Regions from separate parts of the Homo sapiens genome. Here regions 2 and 3 are each linked to region 1. Evidence: chromatin loops called from intact Hi-C (ENCODE). Cell type or tissue: Caco-2. All regions are shown on one strand. Each heading gives the region's core, and the rest is flanking DNA. Links, peaks and the distances in the headings are about the cores only.

What was found. Peaks named below come from ENCODE experiments on the same cell type or tissue, not always from the same donor. Only the 100,000 strongest peaks of a DNase experiment are listed, where the experiment ranks them.
Region 2: it touches region 1 in a loop (11-fold over the local background); 4 of 110 quality-filtered maps call a loop at or near these places.
Region 3: a loop joins it to region 1, with 17 times the contacts of the local background. A loop is called at or near these places in 4 of 110 quality-filtered maps.

Annotation. Positions count from the first base shown.
Region 1 is chr12:100,226,124-100,231,993 of GRCh38, forward strand. It overlaps a transcript of DEPDC4 not described here. Among named protein-coding and RNA genes, the nearest start is that of ACTR6, 28 kb to the left of the region's middle. In Caco-2, for the core only: no CTCF peak of the experiment used is centred there; DNase peaks (open chromatin) are centred at 3,308 and 3,968.
Region 2 is chr12:100,152,136-100,158,005 of GRCh38, forward strand. It overlaps the pseudogene DNM1P19 and the pseudogene GOLGA2P5. Among named protein-coding and RNA genes, the nearest start is that of BLTP3B-DT, 12 kb to the left of the region's middle. RefSeq lists enhancers at 912-1,413, 2,869-2,988, 3,009-3,068, 4,233-5,122, 5,123-5,870. In Caco-2, for the core only: a CTCF peak has its summit at 2,835 (motif pointing right); a DNase peak (open chromatin) is centred at 2,836.
Region 3 is chr12:100,074,417-100,080,286 of GRCh38, forward strand. The region is part of intron 11 of BLTP3B (bridge-like lipid transfer protein family member 3B); the gene reads right to left. Among named protein-coding and RNA genes, the nearest start is that of BLTP3B, 66 kb to the right of the region's middle. In Caco-2, for the core only: no CTCF peak of the experiment used is centred there; no DNase peak of the experiment used is centred there.

The DNA.
Region 1 (5,870 bases), core at 411-5,410:
GACAGGCATGAGCCACCGTGCCTGGCCCTACAAATTGATTTTTGACATTAATGAACATAAACCCTAATCTGTTATCACTAGGATCAAAGCTTTCATCCATTTCAACACCTATCTAATTTTGAAACTTTATTGCTAAATATAGATGTTGTTTTAATATGTTTGATTTCAAAGAACACTTTTAATATTAGCTCTATCTGGAGACAGTATAGGTCGTAAAAAATTGGCTCTAAATAGTAATACTGGAGTGACACTTTAAAGATATGTATTGTTGTGGAAAAACATTTTTGAATTTTTGAATTCAGTAATGATTGCCTCAACATAGCAAACTGATCATGTTCACCTATTTCTCTACCTGTTCCAAGTCACATTAAACGTCCGCTGCAGGGGGGAGGGAGGTACATGAGGGAGGAATACACAGGGTGCATTTCAATGCTATTTGTGATATAGTATTTCTCAAGCTAGATGTTGGACACTGGGTATTCATTTTATTAGAGTCCATATTATGTGCATGACAAAATTCTGTTATCTTTTGTAAGATTAAATCCATAATTCTAGTAAACAAAAAGAGTACTACTGATGTGGAGAAGTGTCTAAAATATGGAAAACAAATATGATTAGATTGTTAGAGAAACAAGAAAACCCATATCCCAAATCAGGGCAGGAGAAAACTACCAAAGAGGTAAGAACAATTCCAGAGATATTTTAATCTCAGGACAAATACAGAGAGTAGGAGAAGGCTGGGCATGGCGGCATGTGTCAGCAGTCCCAGCTACTCAAGAGGCTGAGGTAGGAAAATTGCTTGAGCCTAGGAGTTTGAGGCTGCAGTGTGCTACAGCTTCACCTGTGAATAGCCACTATATTTCAGCCTGGGCAACATAGTGAGATCTTGTCTAAAAAAAAGAGTAGAAGGAGATCATGGGTTAGCCACTAAAAGATTGAAACCTACAGCTGTGCCCTATTCCCTGTCTTGTTATTGAGGCTGGGCAGTAAAAGGGGTTAAAGTGTAAAGGTTGGAAAGGAAAGACTAGAACCTGAAATAATTTCATATCCCCTAAGGGCATCAAAGTAAGAAAAAAATTTTAACGGAGCAGTGGGTTGTGTCACTGAACTCTGATTAAAGCCAAGAGCTTGGACCTCATTAGAAAGAATTCAGACAGGGCAGGGCCCTAGGGAACTCAGCACATCTCCCTCTTGTTTCCCTCTCACCCCCCACCAACAACCAGAGGCAAAACACCAAATTAGAACTTGGATTGGCCAGGCATGGTGGCTCACACCTGTAATCCCAGCACTTTGGGAGGCTGACGTGGGTGGATCACCTGAGGTCAGGAGTTCGAGACCAGCCTAGCCAACATGGTGAAACCCCGCCTCTACTAAAAATACAAAAAATTAGCCGGGTGTGGTGGCAGGTGCCTGTAATCCCAGCTACTTGGGAGGCTGAGGCAGGAGAATCACTTGAACTTGAGAGGCGGAGGTTGCAGTGAGCCGAGATCGTGCCATTGCACTCCAGCCTGGGCAAAAAGAGCGAAACTCCGTCACACACACACAACAAAAACCAAAAAAACAAAAAAACTTGGATTCACCCATGGGTAAACAGGAATTCAGAAATGAAAAAAAATGAGCAGACAACCAAGCATTAAATATTTGAGGGATACTTATCACCAGAGAGGCCCCAAATCTAACAAGAATGAATCCCTAAGGGAAGAAAATAAAGGAAAAAACAAAAACTAATATCCTCTAAAGGACTGATGGGGTCACTGTATCTATTGTAAAAAGAGCAGGTTGCTATAACAAAAATAGTTCTTAGAAATTAAAAATAAGTTATTAAAAATAGCTTTTGGGCCGGGCGCCTGTAATCCCAGCAATTTGGGAGGCCAAGGCAGGCAGATCACCTGAGGTCAGGAGTTCAAGACCAGCCTGGCCAACATAGTGAAACCCGTTCTCTACTAAAAATACAAAAACCAACTCAATGTGGTGGTGCACACCTGTAATCCCTGCTTGGGAGGCTGAGGCAGGAGGATTGCTTCAACCCAGGAGGCGGAGGTGGCAGGGAGCCGAGATTGTGCCACTGCACTCCAGCCTGGGTGACAGAGTGAGACCCTGTCTCAAAAAAAAAAAAAAAAAAAACTAAAACTAAAAATAAAAAGACAAACTTTTGCTTAATAGATGGATTGAACAGCAGAATGGACACTAGTACTGTGCTGAAAATCTGGGCCAGGTGCAGTGGCTCACCCATGTAATCCCAGCACTTTGGGAGACTGACACAGGTGGATGGCTTGAGCCTGGGAGTTCAAGACCAGCCTGGGCAACATGGTAAAACCCCGTCCATACTAAAAATACGAAAATTAGCTGGGCAGGGCAGTGCATGCCTGTAGTCCCAGCTACTCGGGAGGCTGAGGCACGAGAATTGCTTGAACCCAGGAGGTGGAAGTTGCAGTAAGCCAGGATCACACCACTGCACTCCAGCCTGGGTGACAGAGACTCTGAAAAAAAAAAAAAAAAAAAAAAAAAAAAAGAAAAGAAAGAAAGAAAACGAGAAAAGAAAAAAGACTGAAAATCTGAGTTAGAAAGAAGCTGAGGGAATTTTCCCAGAATGTAGCATAACTGAGCTAGCACTGGATGGCTGGGGAAAGAGGCTAATCAATGTCCACAGTGTATGCTATGCTGTCCATCTAAATATTAAGAGCCTTACCTACAGAAGACGGCTTTTGATAAGAAAGCTTTTGATAAGCTTTCACACAGGAAACAAATATCCTTGCATTTGGGGCCTATTCTGAGTTTGTCCACATACTTCCCTAAAGCTTCTGCTTCCCAAGTTTCTTTTTTTTTCTTTCTTTTTTAAAATTTATTTTTATTTCTTTTTGAGATGGGGTCTTGCTCTGTCGCTCAGGCTGGAGTGCACTGGCATGATCCTAGCTCACTGCAGCCTGGAACTCCTGGGCTCAAGTGGTCTTCTCACCTCAGCCTCCAGAGTAGCTGGGACTAAAAGCTTGCACCACTACCGCTGGCTAATTTTTTTATTTTTATTTTTAGAGACAGGGAATCTCACTATGTTGCCCATGCTGGCCTTGGACTCCTAGCCTCAAGCAATCCTCCTGCCTTGGCCTCCCAAAGTTTTGAGATTATGGGCCTACGCCACTGTTCCTGGCCTAGGTTTCTTACCTTGTAGTTGTCAAATCTCTGACCCTTTGGTCAAACCATTAACTGTCATCTCTACTCATGTCTTCATGTAAGTTGAACCACCAGAAATATTGCTCTGATGTCTCCCTGAGATAATTTCTCCTCCGCACTGTGGATTAGGTGTGCTCAGCAGGATGTGCTGCCATCAAGTGGAAGTGGCATATACAGGACTGGACTCAGACTGGTCTTAAGGACATGAGTCAATTTTATGAGCTACTTACTCTCAGTTTCTCAGGAGGCTGATGCAGGAGGATTGCTTGAGCCCAGAAGTTCGAGGTGGCAGTGAGCTAAGATCGCACCACTGTACTCCAGCCTGGGCAACAGAGTGAGATACCGTCTCTTAAAAAAAAAATGTTTTTTTTGGCCGGGCGCGGTGGCTCACGCTTGTAATCTCAGCACTTTGGGAGGCCGAAGTGGGTGGATCACAAGGTCAGGAGATCGAGACCATCCTGGCTAACACAGCAAAACCCCATCTCTACTAAAAGTACAAAAAATTAGCCAGGCGTGGTGGTGCATGCTTGTAATCCCAGCAGAGGCAGTGAGCTAAGATTGCACCATTGCACTCCAGCCTGGGCGACGAGAGAAACTCCGTCTCAAAAAATAGTAATAATTTTAAAAAAAAAACAGTTTTATGTAAATCATACTCAGAACACTGGCTACAAAGGAGCTGGAAAATGAGGTTTTTAGCTTTCTACTCTCTGAAGTTTAGGAAGACACACTATAAGGAAGTTACACTAAATGTTGAGCAACAGGAGCTGCAGTCCCTGGTCAAACCAGTATTCAACGCCTGGGGGCAAAATAGAAACTTTTGGATAAACAAGGACTCAAAGTGCCACTCTTGAGACAATTTCTGAAAGAACTGCTTAAGGATACAGTACTGTAGTAAGATGACAATGAATCTAAGAAAGGAGGGTAAGCATTCAAGAAAACAGTAGGGGCCCAGCAAGATGGTTTACGCCTGTAATCCCACCACTTTGGGAGGCAGAGGCAGGAGGAGCACTTGAGCCCAGGAGTTAGAGGCTGTAGTGAGCTATGATCATACCACTGCACTCCAGCATGTGTGACAGAGCAAGACCTTGTCTCTAAAAAACAAACAAAAACACAGTAGGAAAAAAATAAATCAGGAAAATTAATTTGAATAATTATAGAAGCACTAAAGAGTTAGCAATTGAAATACTGAATTGTGTAATTTTATAATTTGTGTATCTTATTAACACAAAACATTTTTCAAATTGTGTTCACTCACATTTTCAATATATATTTAAATATATATTTATTCAATTTTTTTTTGAGATAGAGTTTCGCTCTTGTTGCCCAGGCTGCAGTGCAATGGCACGACCTTGGCTCACTGCAACCTCCGCCTCCTGGATTCAAGTGATTCTCCTGCCTCAGCCTTCTGAGTAACTGAGATCACAGGCACGCGTCACCATGCCCGGCTAATTTTTGTATTTTTAGTCAAGACGGGGTTTCACCACGTTGGTCAGGCTGGTCTCGAACTCCCGACCTCAGGTGATCCGCCCACCTCGGCCTCCCAAAGTGCTGGGATTACAGGTGTGAGCCACGGCACCCGGCCTTCAAAATAGTTGAATTGCTAGTTATACCCCTTTTATTCTGAAGTATAAGCCCTAAACTAACTTAAAATAGTTTCTAGTGACAATCTTTTTTTTTTTTTGAGAATGAGTCTCGCTCTGTTGCCCAGAGTGGAGCGCAGTGGTGCGATCTCCGCTCACTGGAACCTCTGCCTCCTGGGTTCAAGCAATCCTACCTGCCTGCTTTAGCCTCCCCAGTAGACGGGAATACAGGCGCCCGCCACACCTGGCTAATTTTTTTGTATTTTTATTAGAGTCGGGGATTCACCATGTTGGCCAGGCTGGTCTCGAATTCTTGACCTCAAGTGATCCAGCCGCCTTGGCCTCCCAAAGTGCTGTAATTACCGGTGTGAGCCACTGTGCCCGGCAAATTTTTTTAGAGTGTGTGTGTGTGTGTGTGTGTGTGTGTGTGTGTGTGTGTGTGTGTGTGTGTCAGGGTCACATTCTGTCATCCAGGCTAGAGTGCAGTGGCTCAATCACTCCTCACAGCAAGTGATCTTCCCACCTTAGCCTTCTGGGTAGATGGGACTACAGGTGTCCACCACCACGCCTGGCAAATTTTTTGTAGAGATGGGGTTTTGCCATGTTGCCCAGGCTGGTCTCCAACTCCTGGGCTCGAGCAATCTGCCTGCCTCAGACTCCCAAAGTGCTGGTATTACAGGTGTGAGCCACCATGTCTGGCCCCTAGTGACAATCTTACAATAAAACACACAACAAATAAAACAAAGGAATAACTTTATCAAAATATCTTTGTCAATTTTAATGTTTTATTAACTTTTTGTTGCTAATTTAATGGTTAGTATTTAGCATCCTTGAGCCATCTTTAAAGCACCTAGTTTTACTCTGAACTTGCACTTTAAGAATTAGGAAAATGGTGAAACCCTATTGCTACTAAAAATACAAAATTTAGGCAGGTGTGGTGGGTCACGCTTGTAGTACCAGCTACTCAGGAGGCTGAGGCGGGAGAGTCGCTTGAACCTGAGAGGCAGAGGTTGCAGTGAGCTGAGATCACACAACTGCACTCCAGCATGGGTGTCAGAGAGAGATCCTGCCTCAGAAAAAAAAAAAGAATTATTAGGAAAATGTCTCATATATTCATTTTTA
Region 2 (5,870 bases), core at 397-5,396, 74 kb before region 1:
GAAAGGGAGGTGGAGAGAGAGTGCCTCATGGAAAATCACAGAAACACATTTCTTTGCATCTGAATGCTTCCAGTACCTCACTTTGTCAGCAAACCTACTCTGGGTTAGACCCCAGCATCCTTAGCCTTTTTGTGCCGTGGCCTTCTTTGGTATCTGAGGAAGCCCATGGACTGCTCAGAATAGATTTTTTTTTTTAAGTGCACAAAATAAAATACAGAGAGCAATGGAAATAAATTATATCAAAATAAAGTTTATGAAAATATTTGTGATATTACATGATATGCTTTATTGGCACATTAAATAACAAGATCCAAAGTTAGGTCTAATTACTATAATTTTGAGGTAATGATGAGCAAAAATGCTATCCCGAGATGTCTGCAACAGCTGCAGTGTAATATGAAAATATCTGTGATTTCTGTTGGTAACAAAGTAACAGGTGCTGCTAACACTAATGAGGTTTGTTCCTAGCAACATTCGCCATGGAAGGAAAAGCTCAATTTCAATTAAAGTTTAGAGAAAATCAAGATGCAATCACCCTCCTCCCATCTTTCTCAATTTTTTAAATTATTTTTTATTTATTTTTAGGCATGGTCTTGCTCTGTTGCCCAGGCTGGAGTGCAGTGGCACAATCATGGCTCACTGCAGCCTCAACCTCCTGGGCTCAAGCAATCCTCCCACCTCAGCCTCCTAAGTAGCTGGAACCACAGGTGTGCACCACCACACCTGGCTGATTTTTAAAGATTTATTAATTTTTTTAAATTTTGAGACAGAGTTTCACCCTTGTCGCCCAGGCTGGAGTGCAGTGGCGCGATCTCGGCTCACTGTAACCTCCGCCTCCCAGGTTCAAGTGATTATCCTGCCTCGGCCTCCCAAGTAGCTGGGATTACAGGCACGTGCCACCGTGCCCAGCTAATTTTTGTATTTTTAGTAGAGATGGGGTTTCACCATGTTGCCCAGGCTGGTCTTGAACTCCTGATCTCAGGTGATCCACCGGCCTCAGCCTCCCGAAGTGTTGGGATTACAGGCGTGAGCCACAGAGCCCGGTCTTTTTTTTTTTCTTAGTAGAGATGGGGTCTTGCCTCCCTCCCGGGTACCATCATACCTGCTAGTGTGGGGTCTTGCCTCCCTCCCGGGTACCGTCATACCTGCTAGCGTGTGACTGAAGGCAGTGTCCCTGGCCCCAGCTGAAGGACCATAGCCAGCCAGTGGGCTCAGGCACCTTGGCCTGTTGCTCCTAGGGGTCGCCTATGCTATTCAGCCAAGGGGATGACAGTGCCTGCTGGCTTGGCTGAGCTCCAGCCAGGCTTCCCCCACCACTGACTCTCGCTCTTCTTTTCCTGGCAGGAAGGGCCCAGCCTCATCTATGCGACCTGTAGCCCCCCAACCAGCTGAGGCTCCCCTCTTAGACTTGTAAATCTATGGCCACTGGCATCTGGCTGCCTGCACTCCCTGCTTCCCCCAGGGTCCTGGGCTTTCTGACCACCCAGGGGGGACTTGGGCACTCCCTCCAGCCATGCATCCCTTTTAGCTTCATCCTCTTGGTTCAAGCAATGTTCTTTGTCTGTCAGGCCTGGTGGCTGTTGTGTAGGGCTCCCCAAAGCGAGGGGTGGCCCTGGGCCAGTGGGTTGGAAGACAGGGTGACAAGTGGGAAGCCCGAGGGGGCTGAGTTTCGGTCTGAACTGTGGGTGCACTGCCTAGATGCCGTGTGACAGGCCAGCATGTGTGGGGTGGGGAGGGCCGCCGCAGCCCCCAGGCATTACCTGTGAAGCTCCGGCTCCTCCATCTTCCTCCCCTTTCCCTTTTAGCCCCTCTTTTCCAGGAATCTTGCCACATCCACACTTGTGTCCTCCCCTCCCTGGCCCTCCCACCACTGCTGCAGTGCGTTGCGCTTGCCTTACCAGCTCTCTCCTCACTTTTCTCTCTCCCGTTTTCTCTCTGCTTTCTCTCCAACTGCCAGCCAATGGGGTCAGGCAAATCCATCCCATCCTGAGAGCCCCAGGGCCCTCTTCTACCTCTAAACAGATCCCTCCTCTTCTCAGAGACCTTCCTTTCCAAGCCTGCCTGGACGACTGTTCTGTGACTTGACAGTGGCTCCCCTAGCCCCAAAACCAGCCCCCTTCATCTGTGATGGTCTGTTGTAGTGGTGAGCTGACACATCCAGGCATAACCTTTGGTGAAAACTTGTGCCCCCTCTGTGGTACACCCCTGCCCTGTTCTATAAATACTCATATATATATACATATACACACACACATATATGTATATATATGCATATATATACATACACACATATGTGTATATATACGTGTGTGTGTGTGTACATATATGTATACACTCCTACACATGGCCGACTGCCTCGCCTCTAGCGCTGGGAATCAGTCACCGTGCTGTCCTTGTGGAGTCTTGTGACCCAACTACAAGAGAACACTGTCCCCCAACAATCCCCATCCAAAGTCCATCACCTCCAGTGAGCCTCCCTGTCATGCCTGGCCTGTGGACAGCCAGTCCCCACCATCCCTCCTGCCGCCCGACAAGCTTGGGGGTGCTGTGCAGACAGCTGTGTGGCCCGACAGTCTCTACCAGTCCTGCTGTCCCTTGGCTGGGAATAAAACCCATTTCTAAGTGACGGGGAATGTGTCCTCTGCTGGTTGCGTTCTCTGTGGAGCTCAGGGGAGGGGAAGGGTCAACCCATTACCAGGGTGCTATTGGGAGTGGTAAAAAGGCCACATCCTTTCCAAGGGACGCTTCCTGGAAAGCCTCCGGAGCTTAGCAGGCTCTCATCCTGTGAAGCCGGCTCTGGCCACTAGGGGGCAGGGCCATGAACTCAGATTGGAGGAAGCCTGTGGGGCAGCTGGCAATCTAGAGGGACAGACAGAACAGGCCACCAGGTGCAGACAGGCGAGGGAGGCAGGAGAACAAAATGGAAGACAACTGGGCTGGATGGAAGTCAGTGACCTTGGATGCTGGCACCTGCCTTACTTGCCACTGCTAGATCAGGCTTCCGAGCCTGTTAGCCGTCCAGGCCCCATGGTCACCCATAGGTGCCATGGCAGTTCCTGTGGAATTCCCCAGGTGTTACCAGGCAGCATACAGGTAACAGGCCTGGAAGGTCCCCAATACCCCAGCTGGACATGCTCACTTTGGGGCTCCCTGTTCAGTGGCACAAACTCCATGACCCAGTGAGGGAAACAGGAATACACCAGGCCAAGCAGTATATGGCTAAATACATTCCAAAATAAAAAGCAAAATAAACAGGAGTCGCATCACCACAGTGCCACGACCCCATCTCTGCCCCTTCCCCTGGCCTATGCTATCAATAAATAAGTTTTCCAGCCCCAAATAACTATCAGAACTTCCTACCCATATGCCAGCTCCAACCTCTGCTATGTATGACACAGGAGGTGGCCCTACCACTGGAATATACAAAATGTTACACGGATATAGTATGTACACTAAGGGGGGCCACTCCAGAGCCTGTGCCCTCACCTGGTCTACATTAGCCCCATTGTCCTGCCTCAGCCGCCTCTCTGAGTAAGAAGATGGGAGCCCCCCTGAGGAAAAAATTGCTTTGGTGAGAGTTAAGGAGGCCATTAGGCCTCCTCCAAACAAGCCAATTCTATAAGCCTCTGACTCTTAAAACAATAATCATCGTCCAGAAATTTAAGGAGTCAGCTCTGGCCAAGGTGGCAAAGGGTCTGCATGTTTGCCTCCCCCTGATTAGACACGGGTCTTATTTTGCTATTGTGAGGGTAAAGGGGTGACTGGGAAGGGGTGGCTGGGACATGATGGGGACGGAGCCTCTGGCCCCACACTTCTCCAGGCTTTGCTGACAGCTGCCCGCTTTTATTTTATTCACACTTTTATCCTTTTTTATACTTTTCATAACTTTTTTTTTGAGACAGTTTCACTCTTGTTGCCCAGGCTGGAGTGCAATGGCACAATCTCGGCCCACTGCAACCTCTGCCTCCCTGGTTCAAGCAATTCTCCTGCTTCAGCCTCCCCAGTAGCTGGGATTAGAGGCATGCACCACCACGCCTGGCTAATTTTGTATTTTTAGTAGAGACGGGGTTTCTCCGTGTTGGTCAGACTGCTCTCAAACTCCAGACCTCAGGTGATCCACCCACCTCAGCCTCCCAAAGTGCTGGGATTATAGGCGTGAGCCACCATGTCTGGCTTCATAACTTCTCATAACTTTTATACCATAACTTTTATCCCATAACATTTTTAATCCTATAACTTTTTATAATCCCATACATTTTTTTTAAAATCCCATACCTTTTTAAAATTTTTTATTTTTTTATTTAGTGGCCTTTTAGATTATGGTGATCTTCACCTCATCTCCACCTGTCTCCCCACATTAGACAGGGGTCTTATGCTTGCTACTGTGAGGGTAAAGGGTTGACTGGGAAGGGGTGGTAGGGACATGGTAGGGGCAGAGCCTCCAGCCCCACTTCCCCAGGTTTTGCTGACAGTGGCCGGCTTTTAGATGATGGTGATCTTCACCTCATTGTTCTCATCAGTCTGGTACAAAAAAGGAATGCAAGGGCTGCTGCCCAAGCCTGGGTGCTCCTGGAGGTTCTGCATCTCATGAAGCAGTTGCATGATCTGCTGCTCAGTGGGGTTGTCACAGGGAGAATGCTTCCCCGCCTCTCCTTGTGCAGACTCCCCACTGCTGGCAAGGCTCACCTCACAAAGATCTTTGGAGAGAGGGAGGCAGGGTGCTGTGGGAGCCCTCCCCTGCTCCTGCGTGCCCACTGTGCCTGAGGACTCTACTCACTACCCTGGCTTGTCAGTAGCCCCAAGCTACTGGGGGGCGGGGGCCCCTGGAGTGGGCTCATCAGCAGGGTTCTGGGCAGCTGCCAGGAATCTGCTATGCCACTTGTTGCAGTCGTCCACAAGCCACGCCAGCTCCAGCAGCTTCACCTGGAGGGAGGGGTGCTCAGCTGCTCTGCCTGTGTCTGAGACCATCCCCAACCCCACCCCCTCTACCCTCCACCCTCCACCCCTACAGAGATGTTCCACGCCCTACCTTCACCTCTCCCTTGTCCTGGGCCAGCCTGCTGATGCACTCCTCCTCCTTCCGCACTGCCCTCTGGCTCTGGTACAGTGCGATGTACTCTCCTGCAGGAGGACAGGACTCAGACGCTGGGGCCCCTCTGACCAATGTGCAGCTCTCTTTGCCGTGCCCTGGCTTCCCACTCCCCGATGGTGTCTGTCTCTCTCCAGACAGCTAGATGCAGCAATGTTCCAGTTCCTCAACCCTCTCCTTCAAGTCCACCTTCTCTCCTGCATGAGCTCCATAAAGCGGCTCTGGAGCCAAAATAATGGGGTCACATTAAGGCAGCGACCTTCCTGCCCCAACCCTTCTTGGCCCATGCCAGGAAAGACTCACCCACAGCTTCTCCATGGCCCCCTGCAGGGCCTGGTGGGTCTCCCCACACATGGGATCACCCCCAGTTCTTGGGGCTGGGGCTGCTGCCTCAGGTTCCTTCTGGGCCGAGGCCAACAGATGAGCCAGGCGCTGGCAGTGCACTCCTTCAGCTGCCCACATAGCCGTGCCTGCTCCTCCTCGGCACTAGCTACAGCTGAGTTGAAAAATGCCACCTGCAGGCAAGAGGTACGCATTCTTATGGGGGATACACAGGATGAACGGGGCAGGGAGGTGGAGAGCAGGCCTTGCCTTGGGGGGCCTCAGAGGATGCACCTGTTAGTCACAGGTGAAATGGTGTCTGACCACTGGCTCCCAGGGAAGGGGTGAGGGACCAGAGAAATCAGAAGGCCAGGAACCCAAGAGCAGAAGGGGGTCTGGGAGGGACCACAGAGGGAGGCAGCAAAGGTGGGGCAGGGGGAGTCAGGCTCACCATGGCCTT
Region 3 (5,870 bases), core at 638-5,637, 150 kb before region 1:
GGCGAAACCCCATCTCTACCAAAAATACAAAAATCAGCTGGGCGTGGTGGCACACGCCTGTAATCCCAGTTACTTGGGAGGCTGAGGCATAAAAATCGCTTGAACTCGGGAGACGGAGGTTGTAGTGAGCTAACACCACTGTATTCCAGCCTGGGCAACAGAACAAGACTCTGTTTCAAAAAAAAAAAAAAAAAGTCCACACTGCTGAAAACAATATACAGACTCAATGTCATTCCTATCAAACTACAAACATCATTTTGCACAAAATTAGAAAAAAATTTTAAAATATTTAAAAATTCATATGAAACCCAAAAGCCTGAATAGCCAAAGCAACTCTAAGAAAAAAGAACAAAGCTGGAGACATTACATAACTATACTATAAGGAACCAAAATGGCATGGTACTGATACAAAAACAGAGACATAGATCAATGGAACAGAATAGAGAACCCAGAAATAAAATCGCACACCTATAACTATCTGATCTTTGACAAATTCAACAATCACAAGCAATGGGGAAAGGACACCCTATTCAATGAATGGTGCCTGGATGACTGGCTAGTCATATTTAGAAGAATGAAACTGGACCCCTACACCTTCCTTTTTTTTTTTTTTGAGACGGAGTCTAGCTCTGTCACCCAGGCTGGAGTGCAATGGCATGATCTCAGCTCACTGCAACCTCTGCCTCCCGGGTTCAAGCAATTCTCCTGCCTCAGCCTCCTGAGTAGCTGGGATTACAGGCGCGCACCACCACGCCCAGCTAAGTTTTGTATTTTTAGTAGAGATGGGGTTTCACTATGTTGGCCAGGCTGGTCTCGAACTCCTGACCTCGTGATCCGCCCACCTCGGCCTCTCAAAATGCTGGGATTACAAGTGTGAGCCACCACGCCCGGCTACACCTTCTACTATATACAAAAATTAACTCAAGATGGAACAAATATTTAAATATAAGAAGTCAAACTATAAAAGTCCTAGAAGAAAAGCTAGGAAATACCATTCTGGACATAGGCTTTAGCAAAGAATTTATGGCTAAGACCTCAACGGCAATCACAACAAAAACAAAAATAGACAAGTGAGACCTCATTGGAGAGCTTCTATACAGCAAAATAAACTATCAACAGAGTCAACAGACATCCTACACAATGGGAGAAAATACTCACAAATTATTCATCTGACAAAGGTCTAATATCCAGAATCTATAAGGAACTTGAACAAAAGTCAACAAGCAAAAACCAAACACCATTAAAAAGTGGGCAAAGGACATGAACACACACTTCTCAAAAGAAGACATATGTGCAGCCAACAAGCATATGAAACAATGCTCAATACACTAATCATCATTAATCATCAGAGAAATGTAAATCGAAACCACAGTGAGATACCATCTCAGATACATTAGTTAGAATGGCTATTATTAAAAAGTCAAAATACAGATGCTGGTGAGGCTGCAGTACTGCATGTTCTGACTTACAAGTGGGAGCTAAATGTTGGGTACGCATGGAGACAAAAAAGGGAACAACAGACACTGGAGACCCCAAAAGGAGGATGGGAGGAAGGGGAATAAGGGCTGAAAACCTACCTGTTGGGTACTATGCTGACCACCTGGATGGTGGGATAATCACACCCTGAACCTCAGCATCATGCAATATAAAAATGTAACAAACCTGCACATGTACCCTGAGTTTACAATAAAAGTTGAAATTAAAAAAAAAAAAACTATTAGTTTTAAGGTTCTGGTTACATTTTTTTCACCCCCCAAAACCAGCTAATGTCATCAAAAATGTATATATTAATATTCACAAAGTTCAACCAATAAAGTTTTATCAGTTTCATTTATTTGTTTTAGTTTAGTATACCCAGAGATGTTTTTTTTTCCATTCATCATTCAATAGACGTGTATATGTCTCATATGAAGTAGAATAATTTTTCAATGGTTTACTTACGTTTCCTCTTATATAAACTGCCTCAGCAATCTTTTTTTTTTTTTTTTTTTTTTGAGATAAGAGTCTCACTCTGTCATCCAGGCTGGAGTGCAGTGGCACAATCTCGGCCCACAACAACCTCTGCCTCCTGGACTGAAGCGATTCTCGTGCCTCAGCCTCCCAAGTAGCTGGGACTATAGGCATGCACCATCACTCCCAGCTAATTTTTGTATTTTTACTAGGGAGGGGGTTTTGCTATGTTGGCCAGGCTGGTCTCTAACTCCTGACCTCAAGTGATCCACCCACTTTGGCTTCCCAAATGGCTGGGATTACAGGCGTGAGCCAACGTGCCCAGCCAAATTGCTTAATCAATCATTTTAATTTGTATAGTCTTTATAAATTCAAGTCAGTTCCTTACAGTATCTAATTAAAAAGCTTTTCTCTGCATATATGGAAACAAATTCTTTTCAATTCAAAATGTCAACTTATTTTAACAAATAACGGCTTATTCTTTTTTCCTCTAATAGTTAAAAACCTATTCGAATTGGGACAAACATACTATCTTATGTTCTTCTACTTACTTTTGTTTATTTTGTTTTGTGTTTGGTGTGGTTGCGTATATATATGTGGGGTTTCTTACTGTATTTCACTCACAACCATGTGGGATTATAAGTGATTCCTCTTTCTCATTTCCACATAAATTTATTTAAATCCTAAAATTTAAAGTCTTTTAAAAAGCTGGAGCATATGGTCATGCACCATATAATGACATTTCTGCCAATGACAGGCCACTTATAAGATGTGGATCCCATAAGATTATAACACAGCTTTTATACTGTATTTACTGTATTTTTACTGTATATTTTCTATGTTTGGTAAGGTTTAAATACACAAATACCATTGTGTTATAACTGCTACGGTATTCAATACAGTAACATGATATACAAGATTAAAGCCTAGGAGGAATAGGATATACCATACATATAGCCTAGGAGTTTAAGTAGGCTACATACCATCTAAGTACAGTTAATGATGTTAAGCAACACATGACTGTATATCGAATGTAAAGTAAGTAGTAACTGCATAATGAGAAAATAACTGTTAAATCAGTTTCTAAACATTGGCACTTCTGACGTTTTAAGCTAGATAATTCTTCATTGTGGGGAACTGACCAGCACATTGTAGGATTTAACAGGCGGCATCACTGGTCTTTACTCACTAGAGGTCAGCAGCATCCCTGTCCAGTTGTGACAACCAAAACTATCTTCAGATATTGCCAAATGTCCCCTGGGGGGCAAAATTGGTCCCAGAGGGGAATCACTGAGTTAAATAAAAACTTTTCACATAAAACTAAGTCTCAAAGCCACAGACTTATCAAAATAAACCAGAACAATTTATAAATGATAAATCTAGAAATCTTTTATTTTTTAAGAATAGATCATATATTATCGTGTTGGTCTCAAACATTGCAATTAGACCACGTTAGGTGATTATAAACTGAGTAAGATTGTTAGTATAAATAGGACAGAGTTCTTAGCTATAGAATTATATTCACAGTATAGCCAATACAGTATATATAGTATACTGTAGTTCCGTAAAGCAAAAAAGGCATTTTAGATCCTTCCACAGAGACTACTGTGTAATAAGGAAATTGGTCTCCCTCTGACCCTGCTCCTGGGAAGCAACTAGGAATTGGAATTTCCTATTTATGGTTGGCCCCTGATATAGTTTGGATATTGTCCCCTCTAAATCTCATGTTCAATTGTAATCCCCAGTATTGGAGGTGGAGCCTGATGGGAGGTGTTTGAGTCATGGGGGCAGATACCTCATGGCTTGGTGATGTGCTCACAACAGTGAGTTCTCATAAAGTCTGGTTGATTAAAAGTATGTGGCACCTCCCTGCGCCACTCTCTGTCTTGCTCCTGCTTTTGCCATGTGACGTGCCTGCTCCTGCTTTACCTTCCACCACGTGTAAAAGTTCCCTGAGGCCTCCTCCCCAGAAGCTGAGCAGATGCCCACATCATGCTTCCAATATAGCCTGCAGAACCAAAAGCCAATTAAACTTCTTTTCTTTATAAATTATCCAGTCTCAGGTACTTCTTTACAACAACACAAGAACAGCCTAACACAGCCCCTGACACCACAGCTGATAGTTTATGATAGCAAAACGACGCAGGGTGGAGCTGGCCACACTTGATAGCCTAGTTGCGTTAAGAGGGTGGGGGCTTTGGGTAATCTGATTACCAATTCACCTAGAGATTGAGTAAAACCTCATGACCAATACTTCATGCATATTGTTAAATATCCATCCATCCATATATTTACACATCTATATAGGGTTCCACATCCTTAGAAAGCTAATAAGTCCTGAGGAAAAGTTTCACATTTCAAGTGCTCCAAGACGCTGTTTTATTATTATTACATCAGTGTACTGTGGGGGTGATATGGTTTGGCTGTGTCCCCACCAAAATCTCATCTTGAATTGTAACTCTGACAGTTCCCACGTGTTGTGTGAGGAACCTGGTGGGAGGTGATTGAATTATGGGGGCAAGTCTTTCCTGCACTGTTCTTGTGGTAGTGAATGAGTCTCACAAGATCTGATGGTTTTAAAAATAGGAGTTTCCCTGCACAAGCTCTCTCTTTGCCTGCCACCATCCATGTAAGACATGACTTGCTCCTCCTTGCTTTCTGCTGCCATGGTTGTGACTTCCCCAGTCATGTGGAACTGTACGTCTATTAAACTTTTTTCCTGTATAAATTGCCCAGTCTTGGGTATGTCTTTATCAGCAGTGTGAAAACCGACTAATACAGTAAATTGGTACTAGTAGAGTGGGGCACTGCTGAAAAGATACCTGAATGTGGAAGTGACTTTGGAACTGGGTAACAGGCAGAGGTTGGAACAGTTTGGAGGGGTCAGAAGATGACAGGAAAATTTGGGAAAGTTTGGAATTTCCTGAGACTTGTTGAATGGCTTTGACAAAAATGCTGAAAGTGATATGAACAGTAAGGTCCGGGCTGAGGTGGTCTCAGATGGAGATGAGGAACTTGTTGGGAACTGGAAGAAAGGTGACTCTTGTTATGTTTTAGCAGACGGGCAGCATTTTGCCCCTGCCCTAGAGATCTGTGGAACTCTGAACTTGAGAGATGATTTAGGTTATCTTGTGGAAGAAATTTCTAAGCAGCAATGCATTCAAGGGTGACTTGGGTGTTCTTAAAGGCATTTCATTTTATAAGGCAAGGAGAGTATAAAAGTTCAAAAAATTTGCAGCCTGACAATGCGATAGAAAAGAAAACCCCATTTTCTGAGGAAGAATTCAAGCCAGCTACAGAAATTTGCGTAAGTAAAGAGAAGCCTAATGTTAATCCCCAAGACAATGGGGGAAAATATCTCCCAGGGAATGTCAGAGGTCTTCACGGCAGCCCCTCCCATTATAGGCCCAGAGGCCTAGAAGGAAAAAGTGGTTTCATGGGCCAGGCCCAGGCTCCCTGTGCTATGTGCAGCCTAGGGATTTGGTACCCTGCATCCCAGCTGCTCCAGCCATGGATGAAAGGGGCCAACACAGAGCTTGGGCCATAGCTTCAGAAGGTGCAAGCCCCAACCCTGGCAGCTTCCACATGGTGCTGAGCCTGCTGGTGCACAGAAGTCAAGAACTGGGGATTGGGAGCCTCCGCCTAGATTTCAGTGGATGTATGGAAATGCCTGGATGCCCAGGCAGAATTTTGCAGCAGGGGTGGGGCCCTCATGGAGAACCTCTGCTAGGGCAGTGTGGAAGGGAAATGTGGGGTCAAAGCCCCCACACAAAGTCCCTACTGGGGTACCACCTAGTGGAGCTGTGAGAAGAAGGCCACCGTCCTCCTGACTCCAGAAGGGTAGATCCACTGACACCTTGCACCATGTGCCTGGAAAAGGTGCCAGCAGACACTCAATACCAGTCCATGAAAGCAGCCAA